Linked DNA regions of Homo sapiens: region 1 is linked to region 2. Evidence: read pairs that join two places in POLR2A ChIA-PET (ENCODE). Cell type or tissue: B cell. All regions are shown on one strand. Links, peaks and the distances in the headings refer to the core of each region. The heading gives the core; the rest is flanking DNA. Region 1 overlaps PRTFDC1 (phosphoribosyl transferase domain containing 1). Region 2 overlaps PRTFDC1 (phosphoribosyl transferase domain containing 1).

What was found. ChIA-PET counts read pairs that join two places held together with the same protein. Peaks named below come from ENCODE experiments on the same cell type or tissue, not always from the same donor. Only the 100,000 strongest peaks of a DNase experiment are listed, where the experiment ranks them.
Region 1: POLR2A ChIA-PET joins it to region 2 with 10 read pairs; 15 of 35 experiments call an interaction of 5 or more read pairs at or near these places.

The regions. Positions count from the first base shown.
Region 1 is chr10:24,924,955-24,937,230 of GRCh38, reverse strand. It overlaps PRTFDC1 (phosphoribosyl transferase domain containing 1), which reads left to right. Exons shown (of 9, transcript NM_020200.7): 3 at 1-47. Among named protein-coding and RNA genes, the nearest start is that of PRTFDC1, 22 kb to the left of the region's middle. In B cell, for the core only: no CTCF peak of the experiment used is centred there; no DNase peak of the experiment used is centred there.
Region 2 is chr10:24,876,266-24,888,541 of GRCh38, reverse strand. The region is part of intron 3 of PRTFDC1 (phosphoribosyl transferase domain containing 1); the gene reads left to right. Among named protein-coding and RNA genes, the nearest start is that of PRTFDC1, 70 kb to the left of the region's middle. RefSeq lists an enhancer at 704-913. In B cell, for the core only: no CTCF peak of the experiment used is centred there; a DNase peak (open chromatin) is centred at 6,031; H3K4me3 peaks cover 364 bases; H3K27ac peaks cover 1,030 bases.

The DNA of each region.
Region 1 (12,276 bases), core at 2,376-10,375, 49 kb before region 2:
GATTTGTCTCAATGAAGGTTGATTTCATCAGACTAAAAAGTTACAGGGTAAGTTATTACAAGTTCCGCTTTATGACATTTCATTTAACAATGCTTTAGGATAAAAGAATCAATAATGTTATGAAAATGAAGAGTGCAATTTTTAAAAATGGAGATGAAAATGAAGGGTAATTTTAATTTGCAAGAATACGGCAACCTAACATAAGAATTCAAATGATACTATTTAGGGCGTGGGGTGGGGACCTTCTCTCTATTTTCACATATATGGGAAGACTCAGCAGTAATGATTTGTGCTTTCTTTTATGGTGATAAAGTGAGTGGTTATATCCTGGTGCCCAGCCCCACAACTGTGTGTGGTCAGAGTGTGAACACTGATTTGTTTTTTCTACTCTGGATGTCACTATGGGTCCTGGGGACCTATGGGAGGGTGTCCAGCCCAGAGAGGAGTCTTAGTACTTGGGTGGCTGCAGTTGTGGCCTGGAAGTAAAGAAGGGAAGGCTATAGGGACAGCACATTGCCAAGTGTGAGGAAACAAGGCCAGGGAGCTCCAGCAGAAGGCCCCTCCACCAGTTTACTCCATTAATTCTGTCTTTCTGTGGGCACCACTGGGCAGAATTAATGGAATTATTCTCCAAAGATGTTTCCTAACCAGATGCAGTGGCTCATGCATATAATCCCAACACTTTGGGAGGCCAAGACAGAAGGATCCCCTGAAGCCAGGAGTTCGAGACCAGCCTGGGCAACATAGTGAGTCCCTGTCTATATACAAAAAGAAAATTTTTAAAATTAGCTGAGTGTGGTGGCATGTGCCTATGGTCCCAGGTACTCAAGAGGCTGAAGTGGGAGGATTGTTTGAGCCCAGGAGACAGAGGCTGCAGTGAGCTGTATGGCACCACTGCACTCCAGCCTGGATGACAATGAAACTCTTGCCAAAAAAAAAAAGCTGTTGTTTCCTTAGTCTCCCTCCTCCTCCCTCTATGATGTTAACTTCTTTGATGCTTTTTGATTTAATGCATAGTAAAACATTAAAAATAACTTACTATTGGGTGAGGAGCTCTTGGAGTCAAACCATGAAAATATTCTCGTTGACTAAACTAACTTGACACATTTTAATTCATGAATCACTCTTTGAATTGGCCTTCTATTGCTGTGTGGCAAACTCACCACAAACGTAGTGGCTTAAACCAACATACACGTGTATTATCTTAAAGTTTCTGTAGGTCAGAAATCTGAGCATGGTGTAGCTGAGTTTTCAGCTCAGAACCTTACAGGGATGAAATCAGTGTGTTAGTTGGGATTTTGATATCATCTGAGGTTTTCAAGATCACTGACTGTTGGCAAGCTCAGTTCCCATTTCCTTGTTGACTGTAGGCTGGAGTTGGTAGACTCTCCACTCCTAGGGGTTGTCCCCAGGTGTTTGCATCAATTACCCCACAGGTCGTTCACAACACCATTAGCTGTTTGCTTCTTCAAGTCTGACGGAATAATCTTAGCCCTTCTTTTATAGCTCACCTGATTAGATCATGTTCACCCAGGTAACCTGCCTTTTGATGAACTCAAAGTCATCTGACTAGTCACCTAATCTTTGGTGCGAATTCCCACCACGTTTACAAGTCTTACCCACACTCAAGTGGAGAGGATTATGCAGGGTGTGTACACCAGGGGACAGCGGTCTTCAGGGCCACCAATCTGTCTTCCACATTCCTCATGTGACTCTCAGTTGCCTCAGTTCTAGAGCAGCTGGAAATTAGTTCTGATTTCTTAAGATACTCTGTGTTTTCCTGATCACCTCTCAGGCCAGAGTGAAGCTGGTTTTTGAAGACATCTTAGCTCTGATTTCTTGGTTTTATCTTCTCCTGAGAATTTTTTCTCTCTTTAGATTATCTTCCTTCTGGGTTAAATCCCTGTGCTTCCTTCATACCAGATTTCTCTCATTCACTTGGCCCTGACCCTTATTATATTTGTCCCTGGTTAACAGCATTTTAAAAACCTGTTAACATTTTTTTTAATTAAAGTCAGGTTTATTGAGCCACCGTTTACATGCAGTAACATCCATCCTCTTTAGAGTTCAGTGAATTTCAACAAATGCATACAATCATGTAAATCACCACAGTCAAGATATAGAACAGTTTCCTTAACAATGCAAAGAATGTCCTTGTGTCCTTCACAGTCAACCTCCTGAACCCCTAAGCCCTGGAAACCACAGATACGTTTTCTTTTCCTAAAGTTTTGCCCTTTCCAGAATGTCTTACAGATATAATCATATATCATGTAGCTTTAGTAAATCCCTAAATCATAACATAATGCATTCATCCATATTGTGTGTATTGTTGATGAAAAGAGTCAAACTCCGTAAAATATTTCAACAGATTTATTCTGAGCCAAATATGAGTGACAAGTAACCTGTGACACAGCCCTCAGGAGATCCTGAGAACATGCGTCCAAGGTGATCAGGACACAACTTGGTTTTATACATTTTAGGGAGACAGAAGTCATCAATGAATACATGTACAGTGTACGTTGGTTCGGTCTGGAAATGTGGGACAACTAGAAGCGGCAGCTTCCAGATCATGGGTAGATTAAAAGAAGTTCTGATTGGCAATTGGTTGCAAGGGTTATTATCAATAGAAAGGAATGTCTGGGTTATGATAAGGAGTTGTGGAGGAAGCCAAGGTTTAATCATGCAGATGAAGCCTTCAGGTAGCAGGCTTCAGAGAGAATAGATTGTAAATGTTTCTTATCAGACCTAAGGGGTCTATTCTATCAGCAATTCCTAAAGGGAGGAGGGGATCACGAGGCATGTCTGGCTTCTTCTTCCCATCGTGGCCTGAACGAGTTTTTCAGGTTAACTTTGGAATGCCCTTGGCTGAGAGGAGGGGTTCATTCCCCACAGCTGGGGGGCTTAGAATTTTATTTTTGGTTTACAGTATCAGTTCTTCTTCTTCTTCGTATCAGTTCTTCTTCTTCTTCTTCTTCTTCTTCTCCTTCTTCTTCTTCTTCTTCTTCTTCTTCTTCTTTGTGTCCAGTAGAATTTGATTATATAGATAGAGTGCAGTTTGTTACTCCATTCATCAGCTGAAGGATATTTGGGTTGTTTCTATTTTGAAGCAATTAGAAGTAAAGCAGCTATAAATATTCACATGCAGGTATTTGTGTGTACTTATGACTTCACTTCCCTTGACTAAATATTTAGGGGCAAGATGGGAGGTCATATGATGAGTGTATATAATAAATTGCCTGGCCAGGTGCAGTGGCTCATGCCTGTCATCCTAGCACTTTGGCAGGCCGAGTCGGGCAGATCATCTGAGGTCAGGAGCTCAAGACCAGCTTGGTCAACATGGTGAAACCTCATCTCTACTAAAATACAAAAATTAGCCAGGCATGGTGGCAGATACCTGTAATCCCAGCTACTCAAGAGGCTGAGGCAGGAGAATCACTCGAACCTGGGAGGCAGAGGTTGCAGTGAGCTGAGATTGTGCCACTGCACTCCAGTCTGGGCAACAGAATGAGACTCCATCTCAAAAAAAAAAAAAAAAAATTGCCAAACTCTTTTCCCAAAGGATTGAATCATTTTGAATTCCCACCAGCATATGTGACAGTTCCTGTTACTCCATGTTTTCAATAACACTTAGTATTATCAGTTTTTCCTTATTTTTTTCTTGATTTTACCTGTTCTAATAGGTGATGATATCACATTGTGGTTTAATTTGCATTTCCCTAATAAATGATGATTTGAACATAGTTACATTTGCTGGTTTGCTATTCATATAGCTTTTTTGATGAAGTGTTTGTTCAACTATCTTACCCATTTAAAAAATTGGGTTGTTTTCTTATTATTGTATTTGAGAGTTTTAAAAAATATATTGGCCATGAATTTTTTATTAGATATGTGTTTTGATATATTTTTTAGTCAGTGAGGTTTTTTCATTTTGTTTTTCAAAGAGCATTATTAAAAAATTTTTTAAGTTCAGTTAATCTAGTGTGTCCTTTTGTGGATCATGCTTTTGGTGTACCTAAGAAATCTGCCTAACCCAAGATCACAAAGATTTTCTCCTTTTTTTAAAAAGAGAAGTTTCATAGTTTTAGATTTAAATTTAGGTCTGTGAGACATGTCATGTTAATTTTTTACTACGATATAAGGTATGGATTGCGATTCCTTTTCTTTTCATTTTTGCATGAAGTGTTCGATTATTCCAGGATTATTTGCCAAAAAGATGATCCTTTTCCATGGAGTTGCTTTTGATCTTTCACTGAAAATCAGCTTACTTTATATATGTATGTTGGTCTATTTCTGGACACTATCAGATCTGTTCATCTACATTGTCACTGCTTTGATTACTGTAACTTTATAATAACTCTGTAAATTAAGTAGTATGTGTCCTCCAACTTTGTTCTTTTTCACACTGCCTTGGCTATTCTTGTTCTTTGTCTTTCCATATAAATTTAATATCATGTAGCTGATTTCTACAAAATAACACATTAGAATTTTATCAAGATTGCCTTGAATCTATAGATCAATTTGGGGGGAATTGACATTGTAACACTATTTAGTCTTCCATTCCATGAACACGGTATATCTCCTAATTTATTTAGATCTTATTTCAGTGTTTTCTGGTTTTCAAGTGTCAGATCTTAGGCATATTTGGTTAGATATATACTTATATATTTAATGATTTTGATCCTATTATATTCAGTAAGTTTTTCTTTGAATTTCAAATTCCAATTATTTATGGGTAGTATTTAGAAATACTATTAATTTTGTATATTGAATCCTATGACTTATGAAACTCACTTATGAGTTCTAATAGCTTTTTCATAGATTCTTTTGGGTTTTCTATGAAGATAATAATTTCTTCCTTAAATAGAGATGATTTTGCTTCTTCCTTTATACTTACAGACCTTTTATTTCTTTTTATTGCATGATCATGCCAGTTAGGACCTCCTATACACTCCTGAATATGAATGGTGGGAGAAAACATCCTTGCCTTGTTTTCAGTCAGTATAATACTGACTGTTGGTTTTTTGAAGATGTTCTTTATCAGGTTAAGGAAGCTCCTTCTATTCCTAGTTTTGCAAGAGGTTTTTTCATATTTTCTTAAAAAATTATGAATGAATATCATCAGTGCTTTTTCTAGAGATGTTGATATGGTAAAATACATTGATTGGTTTGCTAATGTTGGACTATCTTTCCATTAATGTAATATAATGACATATTATCCTTTTCATGTATTGGTGGATTCAACTTGCTAATTTTTTGAGGAATTTTGCATTTAAGTGCTTGGAGGATATTAAACCATAGTTTTTTGTTTTTTTTTTTTCTTATAGTGCCTTTTTCTGATTCTGGTATCAGGCTTATATTGGTCTTTTAAAATAAACTGGGAAGTATTTTCTCCTCATCTTTTTTTCAGAAGAGTTTGTGTAGAATTAGTACTAATTCGTCTTTGGTATTTGGTAGAATTCACCAGTAAAACCATCTTGACATGGAGCTTTCTTTGTCAGAAGATTTTTTTAATTGGAATTAAGTTTATTTAGTAGATATGGGAGTATTCAGGCTAATAGTTTTCTCACTCTTTAATAGTTTGTGTCTTTCAAGGCATTTGTCCATTTTATCTAGTTTTTACATTTCTGGACATAAAGTTGTTTATAATATTCCCTTATTATCTTTAATCTCTGTAGTGATATTCTCTCTTTCAGTCCTGATAGTATTAAATTGTATCTTCTGTCTCTTTCCTTTTCTTCACCAGTATGCCTAAAGGTTTTTCAATTTTTTTATTCTTTCAAAGAACCAATTTGTTGCTTTCTCGATTTTCTCTTTTGTGTTTATGTTTTCAGTTTCATTGATTTATGCTTTTATGTTATTTCCTTCCTTCTGTTTGTTTTGGGGTTAATTTTCTTTTATTTTCCTAGTTTCATAAAATGAAAGTTGAGTTCATAGATTTGAGATTTTCTTATTTTCTAATACAAACATATAATGCTGTAAGTTTTCCTTTAAGTACTTCTTTAGCTGCCTCTATACATTTTGATATATTGTGTTCATTTTCATTCAATTCAAACTATTTTCTAATTTCCTCTTTCACTCATTGGTTGTCTCGTGTTGTTTAATTTTCAAGTATTTGGGGGATTTTCCATACATAATTCCTGTATTGTTTCTAGTTGAATTCTGTTGCAGAAACTGTATTTTGTATGATTCCAATTCTTTTAAATTTTTTGAGGCTTGTTCTATGGCCCAGGATATATTTTATATTGCGGAAACTATCACCATTGTAATCCATGTCAAACTAAATACTACTATTTCTTTCTAATTTCTCATACCTTTTCCTTGCGTATTTCTCTAAACAGCACCTCTTAAGGGTGACCACTGAAAAAATAGGAATGTTATTTATAATTTTTCAGCTAGTAAAGAGGATGAAAAGGAATAAAGGAAACTCCAAACTTGATTAATTCAATAGTAGACACAAAATAAGAAACAGGCAGCCTTATTATATTTGTACTACACATAATGAAACAGACACCTGAGATGTTCAGTAACATGCCCAAGGTCAAGCAGCATGTAAGTGGTGGATCTAGTATTTAAATCAAAGTTCCACGCCAGAGCTCAAGACTGTGACCACTGGAGTGTACAGTCTCCCTAGAGATGTGTTGAGATAAATTAGGCTAAAAGGAAGAACATTTGACCAAATGAATCAGCATTATTTTTTCTTGAGCTTTATTTTGACATTCACCTAACCCGGCTAAGCCAGCTTCTATTATTGCTGGAAGAATGACAATATCCATAAATAGACAATTACCTGCTTTTTTTTCTGAAATGTTTTATATGTTGAATTAATAAGCTATCAAGTAGTACCTTCTAAGAAAATGAATATTAACACTGGGTTTTTCTGTAAATTATGGAAAACTATGCTTTGCTTTTCCTCTTTCTGCCCTGCACCATGGAGATACTCCACAAGACATGAACTTTCACTCTACCTGCTTGTTCTCTGGATTCACTTAAAGCTTGCTTGCTGCTTTTAGGAGGCCAAATCCAGAAAAATTCGGAAAGAACCTTGAGCTTCAGGCTTCATACTAACTCCTGAGCATATAGAGACTCGAATCAAAGAGAAACAGGCATAATTCAGCAGTCCCTTGAGCTACCCGATTGTGTGTGTGTGTGTGTGTTTGTGTGTGTGTACATGTGTTTAGAGGCAGGGTCTCGCTCCATCACCCAGGCTGCAGTACAGTTGTGTGATCATAGCTCACTGCAACTTCAACCTCCCTGGGATCAAATGATCCTCCTGCCTCAACTTCCCAAACAGCTAGGACTGCAATCAGATTTAGTGTGTTTTGAGAAAGCTCTATCAGGGTGGAAGTGGGAGGCCTTTTGGGATATCTATTCTAAGGGACTTTGAGTGGAAAAACAGGAGGATTTGAGGGAAGTATTGTTAGGTGCCAGCAAGTGACTTTTTAGACAGCTTTTTTGTATGTGGATGCATTATTTGCCAAGTTTTTTCCCTTTATTCTCTCTCAAATGTTGCCCTGGTTTAAAAGCTCATTAATTTATATGCAATCCAATGTGAGGATAAAGTGTAATTCAGAGGTGCAACATTCTGATCTCATTGTTTCCCACCAATTTGGTTAGCTAACCTCTGTACAAAATACAATCTTCAAACTACAACTTCAAGGCTTTAAAAATTGAGGATGAATGTTATTTTAGGCAAGCCACAGTTGCCCTAGATCCTGCCCCATGTTGTTTGAATGTGCCCTGCTTTGTATGAATAATTCCTGCATGTTGGCAACACCAAGAGATTTTTTGGAGCTAAAATACAACTCACAGTGTAACCACAGTAGGGCCGAGAGATTTGCCACACAGGGGATGTGGGCCCCTGGGGAAGCTGGCGTTCGTATTAAAGAAGCTCATTAGAGCTAAGGGTTAGCCACAAACCTGCTCCCTTGAGGGAAGAGAAACGCTAAATACATTTTTTCTCTCTCATTCCCACAGTTCAGAACAAAGGGTTTAAATCAGTCAGCTCTTGTTATCTGTGCTTGTGAGGAATGGGAACAGAATGGATAAGCCAGGTTCAGTGTCTTTAGTTTTAGTGAGTAGTCTTTACCCTACACCAGGGTGAACTTTTGCTGAACTGTTTCCAAGTAGCAAGGGTGCCTGGAATTGAAAGCCTCCCTTTCTTTCTTTCTTTCTTTCTTTTTTTTTTTTTTTGAGACGGAGTCTGCCTCTGTCGCCTAGGCTGGAGTGCAGTGGCTGCGATCTCGACTCACTGCAAGCTCCGCCTCCTGGGTTCACCCCATTCTCCTGCCTCAGCCTCCCGAATAGCTGGGACTACAGGCGCCCGCCACCACGCCCGGCTAATTTTTTTGTAGTTTTTTAGTAGAGACAGGGTTTCACCGTGTTAGTCAGGATGGTCTCTATCTCCTGACCTCGTGATCTGCCTGTCTCGGCCTCCCAAAGTGCTGAGATTACAGGCGTGAGCCACTGCGCTCAGCCGAAAGCTTCTTTTTCTTGGCACGGTGGCTCACACCTGTAATCCCAGCACTTTGGGAGGCCGAGATGGGCCAATTACCTGAGGTCAGGAGTTCCAGGCCAGCCTGGCCAACATGGTGAAACCCCATCTCTACTAAAAATACAAAAATTAGCTGGGCGTGGTGGTGGGCACGTGTAATCCCAGCTACTTGGGAGGCTGAGGCAATAGAATCACTTGAACCCGGGAGGTGGAGGTTGCAGTGAGTTGAGATTGTGCCACTGCACTCCGGCCTGGGCAACAGAGCGAGACTCTGTCTTAAGAGAAAAAAAGAAAAAGAAAGCCTCCTTTTCTTTCTGAGACAGGAAATCTGTGTTTAGCAGAGTCTCACCTTGGGCTTTGGGTGAAGAAAAAAGACTCCAATTCTTTGAAGATAGTAGAAGAGTTCCTCAGTTGTGGGGGGGTGCCAGATGGGTCCAAAGTAGGTTTATAGGTAAGCACATGCACACACACATACATATTTTTAAGTAAAAATGGAGAGGAAAAATAAAGAAATAGGAAAATAGAAGAAAATAAAGGACTAGAAGAGGGAAGATGAGAGACCACAAAAATTCTAAAACTTACCATATTTCACTAAATCTAAAGGCATCATAGATTGTTACTTTATGTACCACTATGAAAGAAAAAATGCTCTAAATTAAGCCATGATTTGACATGGATTGTATGTAAGATGCATCTTGATTTGGGAGATATTATAACAAAAAATGTGTAACTTGGAGTTAGTGAAAATTGGTAGCGCCTCATCTTTTTCAGCAATTTTATTTGCAAGTGTTCAAATAGCTGAAATATAACAGAAAACATTGTCTTTACTCTTTGGTCATTTAAAAATCTTGGGTCCTGTGCCGGGTGCAATAGCTCACGCCTGTAGGATCCCAGCACTTTGGGAGGCTGAGGCAGGCAGATCACAGGGTCAAGAGATAGAGTCCATTCTGGCCAACATGGTGAAACCTCACCTCTACTAAAAGCACAAAAATTAGCTGGACGTGGTGGTGTACACCTGTAGTCCCAGCTACTCGGGAGGCTGAGGCAGGAGAATCTCTTGAACCCAGGAGGTGGAGGTTGCAGTGAGCCAAGACTGCGCCACTGCACTCCAGCCTGGTGACAGAGCAAGACTCTGTCTCAAAAAAAAAAAAAAAAAAATTGGGTCCCGCAATATCACTTCAATACTCTTTTGCAAACAGTTGGGTATTTCCTTTGAAGCTACAGATTTTTTCCATGTTAGTGTCTAAAATATTTTTTAACATCCTCAAAACATTTTTGCAGACTTCAAAGGGAGAGTTATTAACTAAAGAGTACATCAGGAATAGGCCTGGGTGGTTTGAATCAGTTCATATAAATCATTAAAAATTAATCAGAAGTATTTATGAAAACCAGAACATAATTTCTCTGTGACCTCTGGATAGAAACGCTGAAACATCTGTCTTATTCCTATGTGTACTGAAACAAAGAGTATTGACAGTCCTGTTTTCTCTTTGACTTTTGGTTTTTAAGAGGTATTTATGATGGGCTTTCAGCAGGGCATGGATGAAGAAACTTGGCATGAAACAAATATCTAGTTTGGCCTAAAAAGAGATCATCTAGCATTGCTCTAGGCAAGTTTACTCTGAGATAGTTAATTCTATGAAGTGAAATTTTTTTTTAAAGTGAAACCAAAGCCCATTTATGTAATAAGGTTAATCTCAGTATTTTTTGTTATCACTCCTTACAGCCTTTTTATTTTATAAATATCCATGCATTTTCTTGACATACATTCTTCATATTCAAATTTATTCCTCTAGAGAGATTCTCATTAGAGTTTGTTTTTCCTTGTGAAAAGCAAACACTGAGAGGGAAAATAAGAGAATGATGCAGAAGGAATTATTAAATTATAGTATCAATCCAGTGTTGAGAGATCACTCTGGGGACAGAGCTGTGCTCAACTTAGCTGACTGCAACAGGCTGGGGTTGAATCCAGGACCAGGAACAGGACCCGGCCCTGGAGCAGACATCTCGGGGAATGGACTCACTCTGCTACAGATGTGAGTTGAAGTCCAGTGCAGCAGGGGTCATAAGTAGTTGAAAGATGGATGAAATGGCCGGACGCAGTGGCTCATGCCTGTAATCCCGGCACTTTGGGAGGCCGAGACAGGCAGATCACTTCAGCTCCGGAGTTCGAGACCAGCCTGGGCAACATGGTGAAATGCCAGCTCTACTGAAAATACAAAAATTAGCCAGGTATGGTGGCGGGCGCCTGTAGTCCCAGCTACTCAGGAGGCTGGGAAGGTTGCAGTGAGCTGAGATTGTGCCACTGCACTCCAACCAGGGTAACAGAATGAGACTCCGTCTCAAAAAAAGATGGATGAAAGATCACAGCCTTCAGAACTCCAAGTATTAGGTAGCCAGTATCAGCCCACTTGTGTATGTTGGTACCACTGCTAATAAAACATAATATTCACTGAGTACTTAGGGCCAACTATTGTCCTAAGTGCTTTATATCTATTAGCTTATTAAGCCCTTGCAAGATCCTTATAAAGTTTCACAGGTAAGAGCATGGAGGCCAGAGGGGTTAGCTGGGTTCCCAAGAACACACAGCTAGAAGTGACATCCAAACTAGGTCCTTTAACACCATGTCTGTCTCCTGGATCTGTGGAAGAGGAAAAGGACTCCAGTCCCTAGGAGGTGGACTGGCAGGAGAAGAAAGCCCTCTAGTTCTGCAGGAGTACTGGGCAAGTTCCCAGGAAGAGACGTGGGCACAGGACAAGGGACAAATCCAGAGCACACAGTGGATACTGGAACTTGGGAACAGAGCAGAAAGACCAAAACCATTGTGAGAGGCATAACATTCAGTTGCTGGGCATCAGACTCCAGTTGGCTGCCTAGCAGTTCCACAGAGTTCCAACCCCACCTAAGGTCGGATTTCTTCCTAGCGATTTGATGAGGTCGAGCCAGTAGATGAAGTGGGGATAGGATAGGGAGCAAGTGACTTAACAGTTAGGAGGGAGGAAGCTGGAAACTAGGAAGGGTCAGACCCACAAGAAAGTGTATGTGTTATTAGTATTAATCACAACAGATGCCTGAAGATTTCAGTTGTATTTCACGTTGTCTGCATTTCCTCCGTTTATCATTTGAAAGCTTGCTGGTCCCATGAAACTTAAGCATGCTATGTATATATACAAAAAATATGCTTGTATTAATCTGTTCTCATGCTGCTAATAAATACATAACTGAAACTGGGTAATTTATAAAGGAAAGAGGTTTATTTATTTTTTTAATTATATTTTAAGTTCTAGGGTACATGTGCACAATGTGCAGGTTTGTTACATAGGTATACATGTGCCATGTTGGTTTGCTGCACCCATTGACTCGACATTTACATTAGTTATTTCTCCTAATGCTATCCCTCCGCCAGCCCCCGACACCCCCTCCACAGGCCTCAATGTGTGATGTTCCCCGCCCTGTGTCCATGTGTTCTCATTGTTCAACTCCCACCTATGAGTGAGAACATGCAGTGTTTGGTTTTCTGTCCTTGTGATAGTTTGCTAAAAATGATGGTTTCCAGCCTCATCCATGTCCCTGCAAAGGACATGAACTCATCCTTTTTTATGGCTGCATAGTATTCCATAGTGTATATGTGCCACATTTTCTTAATCCAGTCTATCATTGATGGACATTTGAGTTGGTTCCAAGTCTTTGCTATTGTGAAGAGTGCCACAATAAACATATGTGTGCATGTGTCTTTATAGTAGCATGATTTATAATCCTTTGGGTATATACCCAGTAATGGGATC
Region 2 (12,276 bases), core at 2,861-10,860:
CGGTGCCAGGTCTGGTTTTGTCCTTAATTCACTCCCATGTCCGCTCCCTTCCCTTTTACAGATAATACAAGAGGCAAATTCAATCCAATAGACATTTTATCAAGGGCCTATTGGGTAAAGCACTTTACATATGACATTTAAATTAAACCTCACAACAACCCAAACGGGTAGGTGTCACTGAACTCATTTTCTAGAAGAGAAGACTAGCATCAGGGAGCTTAAGACAGGGGCAGGGCAGGGTCTGAGCCACTCTTTGAGTCCTACACCATGTTCCTTTCTATGTCCAAGGCCCTGTTCAGTACTAAGGAATCTTTAAGGAGATAGGTGTAAAGTCCCTATCCTCGAGCTGCTTTCAAAACAGCAGAAGTGGGCCTGGTGCAGAGGCTCATGCCTGTAATCCCAGCATTTTGGGAGGCCAAGGCATGAGGACCACTTGAGCCCAGAAGTTTGTGACCAACCTGGATGACACAGCAAGACCCTGTCTCTATAGAGATACAAAAATTAGTCATTCCCAGTAACTCAGGAGGCTGAAGCAGGAGGATTGCTTGAGCCCGAGAGTTTGAGACCAGCCTAAGCAATATAGTGAGACCCTGTCTCTACAAAAACTACAAAAATTTAAAATTTAAAAACACAGAAGTGAACAGATGCATATGCAGTGAACAAGGGGTAGCTAATATAACAAGGAAGTAACCAGTGCTGCCTGAACGGGTGCTACATGCAAAGGAAGTGGGTTGGCTGGAGAGATCACTTCTGGCCTACAGTTGTGGTGGGGTGAGGTTCAGGTGATAGTTTATAATGAAAGTGGAACTTAATTTGGATATCTAAGCATGATTATGATTTTGACAGGCAGAGATGTGACAGAGAGCCATGCTGGATAGAGGGTATATTAGTCCGTTCTCATTCTGCTATAAGGACACACCGAGACTGGGTAATTCATAAAGGAAAGAGGTTTGACTCACAGTTCTGCAGGGCTGGGGAGGCCTCAGGAAACTTGCAGTCATGGCAGAAGGGGAAGCGAACACATCCTTCTTCACATGGTGGCAGCAAGGAGAAGTGCAGAGCGAAGGGAGAGGGGGGAAGCCCTTATAAAACCATCAGATCTCGTGAGAACTCACTATGATGAGAACAACATGGAGGTTGTTCTCCATGATAATTGAATCACCATGATTCTCCACCAGGTCCCTCCCATGACACGTGGGGATTATGAGAACTACAGTTTAAGATGAGATTTGAGTGGGGACATGGCCAAACCCTATTAGAAGGAGTATTAACGGCCGGGCGCGGTGGCTCACGCCTGTAATCCCAGCACTTTGGGAGGCCGAGGCGGGTGGATCATGAGGTCAGGAGATCGAGACCATCCTGGCTAACAAGGTGAAACCCCGTCTCTACTAAAAATACAAAAAATTAGCCGGGCGCGGTGGCGGGCGCCTGTAGTCCCAGCTACTCGGGAGGCTGAGGCAGGAGAATGGCGTGAACCCGGGAAGCGGAGCTTGCAGTGAGCCGAGATTGCGCCACTGCAGTCCGCAGTCCGACCTGGGCGACAGAGCGAGACTCCGTCTCAAAAAAAAAAAAAAAAAAAAAAAAAGAAGGAGTATTAACAAGATACAAAGATGTAAAATACAAAGATGGTAAAATGCAGGATACGCACTAGATTTAGCCCACAAGTTGATGTGTGTGGAACATAGACCCTGGCTACTCAAAGGGTGGCCTGTGGACCTGCAGCACCCCCATCACCTGGGAGCTGGTTAGAAATGTGTAAAAAATTAGCTGGGCATGGTGGCACGCACCTGCAATCCCAGTTACTCTGGAGACTGAGGCAGGAGGATCTCTTGAGCCCAGGAATTCGAAGCTGCAGTGAGCTATGATAGCACCGTTGCACTCCAGCTTGGGCAACATAATGAGACCCCGAATGTAAGGGGGTAAAAAAAGAAAGAAACACAGACTCTTAGGCCCCACCCCACACATACAGAATCACAATCTGCACAAGTGATCCATGCACAGTGGAACACACTAGAGTGCAGGTCACACTGAAAGGCAGATTGTGATCAGGCCAATACGGAAGCTGCCGAACCTGTTGGTCAGGTGGAGGCTTTGGAGCAAGATGGGGTCGTATGTGAAATCTCCAGCCTGGCTCCAGCAACATCACTTCCCAGCTGTGGGAACTTGGGCAAAGTTACTTAACCAGGTTACTTAAATTGGGGTGATAACAGTACCTGTTCCTTGTCTCATAATATTTAAAATAGACTTCATTTTTTCAGAGTAGTTTTAGCTTCACAGCAAAGCTGTCTGGGAGGTACAGGATTTCTCATATAGCCCCACATAGACTCCCCGCTTATCAACATCCCCTGCCAGAGTTGAACATTTGTTACAATAAAACCTACATTAACACATCATTATCACCCAAAGTTCGTAGTTTGCATTAGGGTTCACTCTTGGTGATGTATATTCTATGAGTTTAGATCTGTATGATGATATCAATCCACTGGAGTAGTATCATACAAGATAGTTTCACTGCCCTGAAAATCCTGTGTTTTTCCTCTTTCTCCCTGCCTCCCACCTAACCCCTGTTGACCACTGATCTTTTTACTGTCTCCACAGTTTTGCCTTTTCTAGAACGTCATTTAGTTGGAATCTTACAGTGTGTGGCCTTTCAGAATGGCTTCTTTCACTTAGTAATATGCATTTAAGTTTTCTTCATGTCTTTTTATGGCTTGATAGCTCTTATTTGCACTGAATAGTAATACGTTGCATAGATGCATCATAGCTCATTCATCCATTCACCTACTGAAGGACCTCTGGGTTGTTTCCATAGTTTAGCAATTACAAATAAAGCTGCTGGCCAGGTGCGGTGGCTCATGCCTGTAATCCCAGCACTTGGGAAGCCGAGGCAGGCAGATCACTTGAGGTCAGGAGTTTGAGACCAGCTTGGCCAATGTGGTGAAACCTCATCTCTACCAAAAGTAAAAAAATTAGCCTGGCATGATGGCGCACATCTGTAATCCCAGCTATTCAGGAGGCTGAGGCAGGAGAATCACTTGAACCTGGGAGGCGGAGGTTGCTGTGAGCCAAGGTCATGCCACTGCACTCCATCCTGGGCAACAGAGCAAGACTCTGCCTCAAAATAAATCAAGCTGCTAGAAACATCTAGGTAACTTTTTGCAGACATAAGTTTTCAACTCATTTGGATAAATATTAAGGAGTGTGATTGCTGGATCCTGCCTCATAGGACTGTGTTAGGATTCATGTAAGTAATGTGCTTACTAATGTGCCAGGCACTTGGTAAATTTAAATGCTCAGTAAATGATTCTGAGAGTCAGGCTTGCCCCTAACATTTATGGGTCCCAGGACGAGAATACAAAGGCAGATCCACATACCCTTTGCTGAAATAGTTAAGGTTTTGAAACTTGATAGCTTTGTTCATGGCCAAGCTCAGGTTTTCACTTGACCTGGAGATTGACTAAAGGAGCCAGGCTCATCCCTCCAGGCTGCAAGCCCAGGCAGACATGGTATCTGCTGGGCAAGGCTGGGCATGAGTTGAAGACAGGGCCCCCAGGTGGGGACAGGACCCTCCTGCACCCTGGATGGGACTGATCCAGGAAGCTCTTAATAGCACTGAGAGTCCTGGGTCCTTCTCCTCCATGTCCCTCTTTTCCAACTCAGATGCCTCCAAGACTATACCTTCTGAGCCAGGGGCTGAAGGGAGCATCATTATCTGGGGAGGCCGTCCTGCTGAGACCCCTACCCTGGTTGATTTAGGATGGCCAATATCCCTTTCTCTTTGCCTGTTTCCCCAGGTAGGCTGTTCTTTTCTCCACCACTGCCCCTAACTCTACCCTGCAAAGAGGAGGGCAGGCCTACTTCAGCATACATGTCCTCTTGAATAATTCCATTAGCTCAATCTGTTACAGAACTTTCTAAAGAAAATCTTCTTCATAAGACCAAAAAGAAAAACAGCAACAATAAATGTCTTAGTGTTTTGGTATTTGTGATATGCAGGGCTCCTCTTGCCTGGCTCTGCGGGTGGCTCTGCCCATTGTTATGACAAAACCAGACTTTTGCAGGCATGGGAATCTTCAGAAATATTTTGAGCTGAGAAGTGACACACAGAGCTCAACTTTTTGGGCCCAAATACGGTAGCATGGACATGAAGATAGATTCAGTCAAATGCTGGAAGGTGGGTGAGTATTCTAGAAGTTTCCATGGCTCCATGGCACAGAATCTGCTGCCACTTCTCTCCCTGGGCCCTTCCTCAACACCATGTCATCCTCCTGGCAATCTTAAAACAGTTTCATGAGAGCTGGTTTAAGATGTTGTTACTTTTGAAAAATCATTTTCATTTAATTATTTAAGTGATAATTCTAAATCTTCCTTTTTTTTTTTTAAACAATTGTGTGGAGAAAATCGTCTCTTGGCCGGGCACTGTGGCTCACACCTGAAATCCCAGCACTTTGGGAGGCCGAGGCAGGTGGATCACCTGAGGTCAGGAGTTCTAAAGTAGCCTGGCCAATATGGCAAACCCTGTCTCTACTAAAATATAAAAATATACAAAAATTATCCAGGCATGATGGTGCATGACTGTAGTCCCAGCTACTCAGGAGGCTGAGGCTGAGAATCGCTTGAACCCAGATGACAAAGGTTGCAGTGAGCCAAGATCACGCCACTGCACTCCAGCCTGGGTAACACAGTGAGATTCTGTCTTATAAAAAAAAAAAAAAAAAAAAAAGGTCTCTTAAGAAATGATCACCGCTAGGATATCATCAACTACATTTTAAAACATAAACTTTGCTGGAGTCTTTGGGGAGTCTTTGGGGTCATTCAGATGTGTCAAGAGGCTCCATGTGTTTGTCCCTCTGCCTCATGATTTAAAAACATAATTTAAATCAAAACAAGAAGTCCATACCAAGGTTCAAAACAGAAGGATATCCTGCTTCAAGGTTTCAAACAAAGTTCATGTAAAGCAATGCGGCTGAATCTGTTTTTAAACTGAGTTTCCTCTTTTCCTGGGGTCATCTATAACTAAACTGAAATAAAGATCCATTCCCTTCTCCCCTCCCCTTTTTCCTTTTTCGTGGTGGCCTTTCTTTCTTCCCACTAGCCTGTAGCTTCTTCCCATTATTGTGTCCCTCCTTCTGACCCACCCTCCCTTTATTTCTCATAAAGAAAAGCGCCTTTCTCTGTGCAGTGGGGATTAGCTAACCAGGACCCCTTTTGGAAACTGGGTGGAGTAGAATACCAATCACAATACAGTGATTAATCATTGTCATTAAACAGAAAGCCATTTTGTCTTAGAAGAAAGTCACATCATGTTTGGAGAGTTAAGCACACCAAAGTCAGGAAATGCAAGATGGATGTGTACTTTCAAATGAGCTAAATTGTATAGATGAACATATATATATAATATTTATGTTATATTATATTATTTATAATTATAATACATTTATATTTATATTCTATGTGTTTATATATAAATATTGGTATATATAAATTATGTATATATGTTTATATATAAACATATTTGTATATATGTAATTACATATATATAGATACAATTTTTTTCCTGGCTAAAATTGCTAGTTTCACTTGAAAACTGTATCCTTTACTCATTATCCAATGAACTACTGGTATTAAAATATCAAGAATTCATATTTTTATATTTTCGGTGTTCAGAATTCACATGGCCTTTTGCATTTAGATTTTTTTTTACTTTTTTTATTTGTTTTTTTAACATTTTGAGGATGTGGGGCATGGTGGCACACACCTGTAGTCCCAGCTACTTGGGAGGCTGAGGTGGGAGGATCACTTGAGCCCAGGAGTCCAAGACCAGCCTGGAAAACATAATGAGACCCCATCTCTAAAAAAATAAATAAAAATAAAAAGTATATATTAAGGAGGCTTTTCAGGAACTGAGATAATAAAATAATAGTAATAAGAATAAAGAAATGTAGTTTGGGTGGGAATCACTCAGACATAACAGGAAGTGTTGCTTGCCAACATTTTGTGGCTAAAGTGGGTGGGGAAGAAGCATTAAAAATGCAGCTAACATGCGCGCTTACAAGTTTCAGTCTGGCTCAACAAACGCTGAATGCTACAACGTGCCAGCCACTGGGGGTACAATTAGGATGAAAGTCGGCTGCTGTGCTGAAAGAGTTTTCATTCCATCGGCAATTGCTACATTCACAGAAAATTTCAGTTGGATGTGCTTTGTTGACATCCAGATATGCATACTGTCATTGGGGCACCCATGCAGAGGAAGCCAGGGGGAGTCCAGGAAAATCTCCTAGAAGAGATGATGCCTGAGTCTTTCTCTTTTTCTTTTCTTTTCTTTTTTTTTTTTTTTGAGGCAGATCCGCTCTGTCACCCAGGCTGGAGTGAAGTGGCAAGATCTCGACTCACTGCAACCTCTGCCTCCCGGATTCAAGCGATTCTCCTGCCTCACCCTCCCTAATAGCTGGGATTACAAGTGCGTGCCACCACACCTGGCTAATTTTTGTATTTTTAGTAGAGACAGGGTTTTACCGTGTTGGCCAGGCTGGTCTCGAACTCCTGACCTCTGGTGATCCGCCTGACTCAGCCTCCCAAAGTTCTGGGATTACAGATATGAGCCACCGTGCCCCGCAAACTGAGCCTTGAAGAAAGAATAAGAATTATCCACTCGAAGAGAGATGGAAAGGTGTGGTATGAGCTATGCCCAGCCAAGACCAAGAACCAAATTGCATTTCCTGTACCCAGAACTCCAGGGCCCTCAGTGCAAAACGGTGGTCGGTGTTCATTGGCCATGGTGAGAGGGGTTGCAAGGAATTGGTAATTAACAATGTTTATCAAAATTTGTGGAATATTGACTTTTCCTGTAAACTAGAGTGATTGTTGAGGTTCTTTTGTTTACAAGTAGTGAATTCTTTATTAAATTCCCACAAGCTAAAATGGTGGTTTTATAGAAAGGAGTTGACCTGATCCCCAAGATAAAAATGCAGCCAGACCTGGAAAAATATCAGGAACTCCATGCTCATGTTCTACCACAGATCTTCTACCTCCATCCTGCAAAGCAGTTTCAGGATCACTCCATGCCCTGCTGACTGTAAATAGCTCTCTAGAAAAACCAACATGGGTCCAGGGAGAGCCAATAAGTACAAACGTGGGTCAGAGCATGATCTCCAGGTGACTGCTGTCCATTGAGAGAAAGGATGAAAACAGCAAAGTGGGGCCAGGTGCTTTGGGAGGCCAAGGCAGGAGGATCACTTGAGGCCAGGAATTCAAGACCAGCCTGGTCAACATAGTAAGACCCCATCTCTAAAAATAAAAATAAAAAAATCAGCTGGGTGTAGTGGTGCACATCTGTAGTCCCAGCTACTTGGGGGGCTGAAGTGGGAGATCGCTTGAGGCCAGGAGTTTGAGGCTGCAGTAAGCTATGATTGCACCACTGCTTTCCCATGTGGATGACAGAGTCAGGCTCTGAGAAAGAAAGAAAGAAAGAAGGAAGGAAGGAAAGAAAAGAAAGAAAGAAAGAAAGAGATAGAGAGAGAGAAAGAAAGAGAGAAAGGAAGGAAGGAGGGAGGGAGGAAGGGAGGAAGAAAGGAAAGAAAGAAAGAAGAAGGAAGGAAAGAAAGAAAGGGGAAAGAAAGAGGGAAGAAAGAAAGATGGAAAGAAAGAAAGGAAGGAAAGAGGGAAAGAAAGAAAGAAAGAAAGAAAGAAAGAAAGAAAGAAAGAAAGAAAGAAAGAAAGAAAGAAAGAGAAAGACAGTAAAGTGGAATGATGGAAATTTTGCCCACGCAATGGCTCAGTGTAAACATCAGACACTGCAGCATGGGAACTGGGGGTTCACTGAGAAACCCCAAAGGAACACACAGATGAGTGCATTTCCAAGGTGATAGCCAATCAATAGATTGGCACCAGAGGGACAGCAGTCCTTCTTAACCATATGCCTCATGGGGTCAGTCCACCTCAGTAAACCCTAACCACAGAGCACATGGCTTACATGTATGTGTTATCTGCTGTGTGAATGAACAAAGAATAAATCACAAAACCAATGTCAGGAGACTCACACAGATGTGTATGTTTCTTAAGATTAAAGGCAAGACTAAAGACATGGTGAAACCCCATCTCTACTAAAAATACAACAACAACAAAAAATTTAGCTGGGCCTGGTAGCCTGTAATCCCAGCTACCTGGGAGGCTAAGGCAGGAGAATCACTTGAGCCCAGGAGGCAGAGGTTGCAGTGAGCTGAGTTCACGCTACTGCACTCCAGCCTGGGCAATAGTGCAAGACTCTGTCTCAACAAAAAAAAAAAGAAAAAAAAGAAAAAAAAATACTAAAGACAGATGTCAAGAAGACAGAACAAACTTTATGTACTATTTATTATAAAATACCAGGCACTTTTCTAAGTGCTTAATGCGTACTAATTCATTTAGTCCTCCCTATGCTCCTATGAAGTAGGAACCCTGAATGTACTCTTTTTATTCATAAGGAAACTGAAGCGCTGAAAGGTTAGGTAACTTCCTCAAGGTCAGTGCACAAAAAGTGGAGCTGTGGCCGGAACCCAGGCAGCCTGGTCCCTGAATTCGTGAGATGCCAGCTGCCTGTTCGCTTGGTCTCCACATTCTCCCTTCTCCCCACTCACCCCACAGAGATTGCAAGCATGAGTTTCTCCACAAAAACAATCTAAGCACCAAATGGGTATTTAAATGAACCGGAAACTGAAAAGAAGGTAAGTTGATTTCAAGGGATAAAAGCATTAACATGATATTAGGTTGGTGCAAAAGTAATTGCAGTCCTTGCCATTTGATAAAAGGCAAAAACGACAGTTACTTTTGCACCCACTTAATAGTTTTCAAACTTTTGGGTTTTTTGGTAGCAGAACATTTCCTCCCCAGTGTCTTCTTTAGAATTCAGTAAATACAGCTGGGCATGGTGGCTCATTCCTGTAATCCCAACACTTTGGGAGGCCGAGGCGGGCAGATCATCTGAGGTCAGGAGTTCCAGACCAGCCTAGCCGACATGGTGAAACCCTATCTCTCTACTAAAAATACAAAAAAATCAGCCGGGCATGGTGGCACGCACCTGTAATCCCAGTTACTTGGGAGGCTGAGGCAGGAGAATCGCTTGATCCCGGGAGGCGGAGGTTGCAGTGAGCCAAGGTCGCACCACTGCACTGCAGCCTGGGTAACAAGAGCGAAACCCCATCTCAAAAAAAAAAAAAATCAGCAAATACAACAGAGACAGGTAGAACAGCTCTGGTGGAAGCAAGGGACAGTGCGAGAGCTTCACTGACCCTGGCTCTGCATCAACTTCCACTTTGGCTCCATGCAGCTTAAAAGACTGAGGGACTCAATTACAAGTCACATCTCACATCAACGAGTGATTGGAAAACGAGGAATACTGGAATCAATTCACCTGTCCTTATTATCTGAGCTGGTATCAAATGCTCAGAGTTTTGAAAAAAATCAATTCGAGCCAGTTGCAACATTTTAATTAGGAGCTCTCCAGCTTGATCATTAAATATTCTTATAATGAAATGTTTCTGACTCTGTTTTGCATCTCTGTCCATTTGATAGAGTATCAGCGACCTCTTTGAGAACAGGAGAATAGCTGAGAGGAAGGATTAGGATGAAAAAAGGGGAAAAGCAAAGTTAAGGCCTCTGTGGGGGCGGAGAATATTGAGACAGCCTTTGTGTAGAGATTTTGAAGCAAGTTGCGCTCTGACTCTTGAAATGAATGGCTTAGAGGGTGGTTCTCTTGTTTATTTGTTTTCTTTACTTTTCCTCTTCTGGTTCCTCAAAAGGACAGGATATTTAGGATATGTATTCTTCCTCGGTTTGTTTTTTTCCTGAATGTTCTCAAAGCAGTCCAAATTGTCTGTTTGGTGAGGAATCGTCTCCCCTGCTGCGCTATCTGGCGTGCTCTATGTAGTACCTAGAGCCCAGGTCACCTAATATTTCCAAAATGGTTTTTCCAAAGATGCATGACTAAAGGTCAGAGGTTTCCTTTTGTATTTAAGTAAATCCACACATCCTCTGCCACCAGCATTCCTACGGAGATGTTGATTTCTCCTGTCCATTTCAACTTATGCCTCTGACTTCACTGATGCAGCCAGATCCTGCACCCCTTGGTGTTCCTCTCCAGGGAGGACCCACTATGTGCTTCTTCCCTCCAGGAATACTGGTGAGGGTCAGGTGCTACACAAGAATGTTGTGCAGTCAGGCGAATCTAGGATTGAACTGGGCTCATTCGCTTACCAGCAGCACCTCTTTGGGAAAGTTTCTTTCTTTTTTTTTTTAATACAGTCTTGCTCTGTTGCCCAGGCTGGAGTGCAGTGGTGCAATCTTGGCTCACCACAACCTCCACCTCCCAGGTTCAAGCGATTCTCCCACCTCAGCCTCCTGAGTAGCTGGAATTGCAGGCACTCGCCACCACGCCAGGCTACTTTTTGTATTTTTAGTAGAGATGGGGTTTCACCAGGTTGGCCAGGCTGGTCTTAACCTCAAGTAATCCACCTGCCTCGGCCTCCCAAAGTGCTGGGATTACAGGCGTGAGCCACCACACCCAGCTCTCTTTGGGAAAGTTTCTTAAACTCTTATTGTCTCTGTTTCTTCATTTGCAAATTGGAGATCAAATAATACCTATTCTGGCCAGGCACAGTGGCTCATGCATGTAATCCCAGCACTTTGGGAGGCTGAGGCAGGCAGACTGCTTGAGGCCAGGAGTTCAAGACCAGCCTGACCAACATGGCGAAACGCCATCTCTACTAAAAATACAAAAATTAGCCCGTCATGGTGGCACATACCTGTAATCCCAGCTACTCAGGAGGGTGAAGTGGGAGAATCGCTTGAACTGGGGAGGTGGAGGTTGCAGTGAGCTGAAATTGTACCACTGCACTCCAGCCTGTGCAACAGAGCAAGACTCTGTCTCAAAAATAAAATAAAATGAAACTATTTCTGAGCTCTACTGAACATTAGTGAAACAGCTAAATCCATTTATATACAGAATCTTCTAGTGCATAGAAAAACCAACTTATTACATGAAGCTAGCATAACTTTGCTTTAAAAATACACAAAGGTAGCAAAAGAAAATAAAACAATGGACCAATCTGACTTATAATATTTTATTTGGGATTGTTCATCTATCTTCAAACCAGCGACGTTCATTAAAAACACACAAACATCAATCCAAGAAATATAGGATGATTTTGAACCATTAGAAAAATATCATGGTTAGGCCTGGTGGGATGGCTCACGGCCATAATCCCAACGATTGGGAGGCTGAGGCAGGAGGATCACTGTAGCCCAGTTGTTTGAGACCAGCTTGACCAAAATAGTGAGACCCAATCTCTACTGGAAAAAAAAAATTAGTCGGGCATGGTGGTATGTGCCTGATTAAGGAAGAGCACTGACTCAGCCTAATAGAGAAAGTGAACATCAAAATGCCTGTGGAGGGGACTATCACTGAGAAGTAGGGGGGTCGTGCCACAAATTCCTGAAAGGTTCAGGAGTAGGTTTTTAGAAGGTGGAGTAAGGAAGGAATGGAATAAAAACAACAAGGTTGGTTGAAAGCCTTTGAATGGAGAAGCTGAACCTCTAAGTTTCCTTCACCATCCCAGTGGGAAATAAAAGGCTTATTTTTCTGGAGTGTTTAAACCAGGGGAGCCCTAGACTCCAGTGTACCAGTGGAGGACTGAGTAGCCATTTCCTCAGGGGCTGAGTCGGGGGGCGGGGGGTTGGGGGAAAGAAGAAAAAGAAATTGGGAGACTGAGGTGGGAGGTTTGCTTGGGGCCAGGAGTTCGAGACCAGCCTGGGCAATACAGTGAGACTTCATCTCTATAAAAAAGTAAAATAAATAATAATAAATTTTTTTTTTGAGATGGAGTCTCGCTCTGTCACACAGGCTGGAGTACAGTGACATGACCTCGGCTCACTGCAACCTCCACCTTCCAGGTTCAAGCGATTCTCCTGCCTCAGCCTCCCGAGTAGCTGGGACTATAGGTGTGCACCAACATACCTGGCTAATTTTTGTATTTTTAGTAGACATGGGGTTTCACCATATTGGTCAGGCTGGGCTTGAACTCCTGACCTCGTGATCCGCCTGCCTCGGCCTCCCAAAGTGCTGGGATTACAGTTGTGAGCCACCGCCCTTGGCCATAAAATTTTTTAAAAAGAAATTAATCCTGTCTAGCATTTACTGAATGCTAAACATGTGCCAGGTTCTGTTCTAAATGTTCCACATGCATTAATTCAGTTAATCTTTGTACAATCTACCAGACAGGAAAAAAAAAATGTACAAAAGTA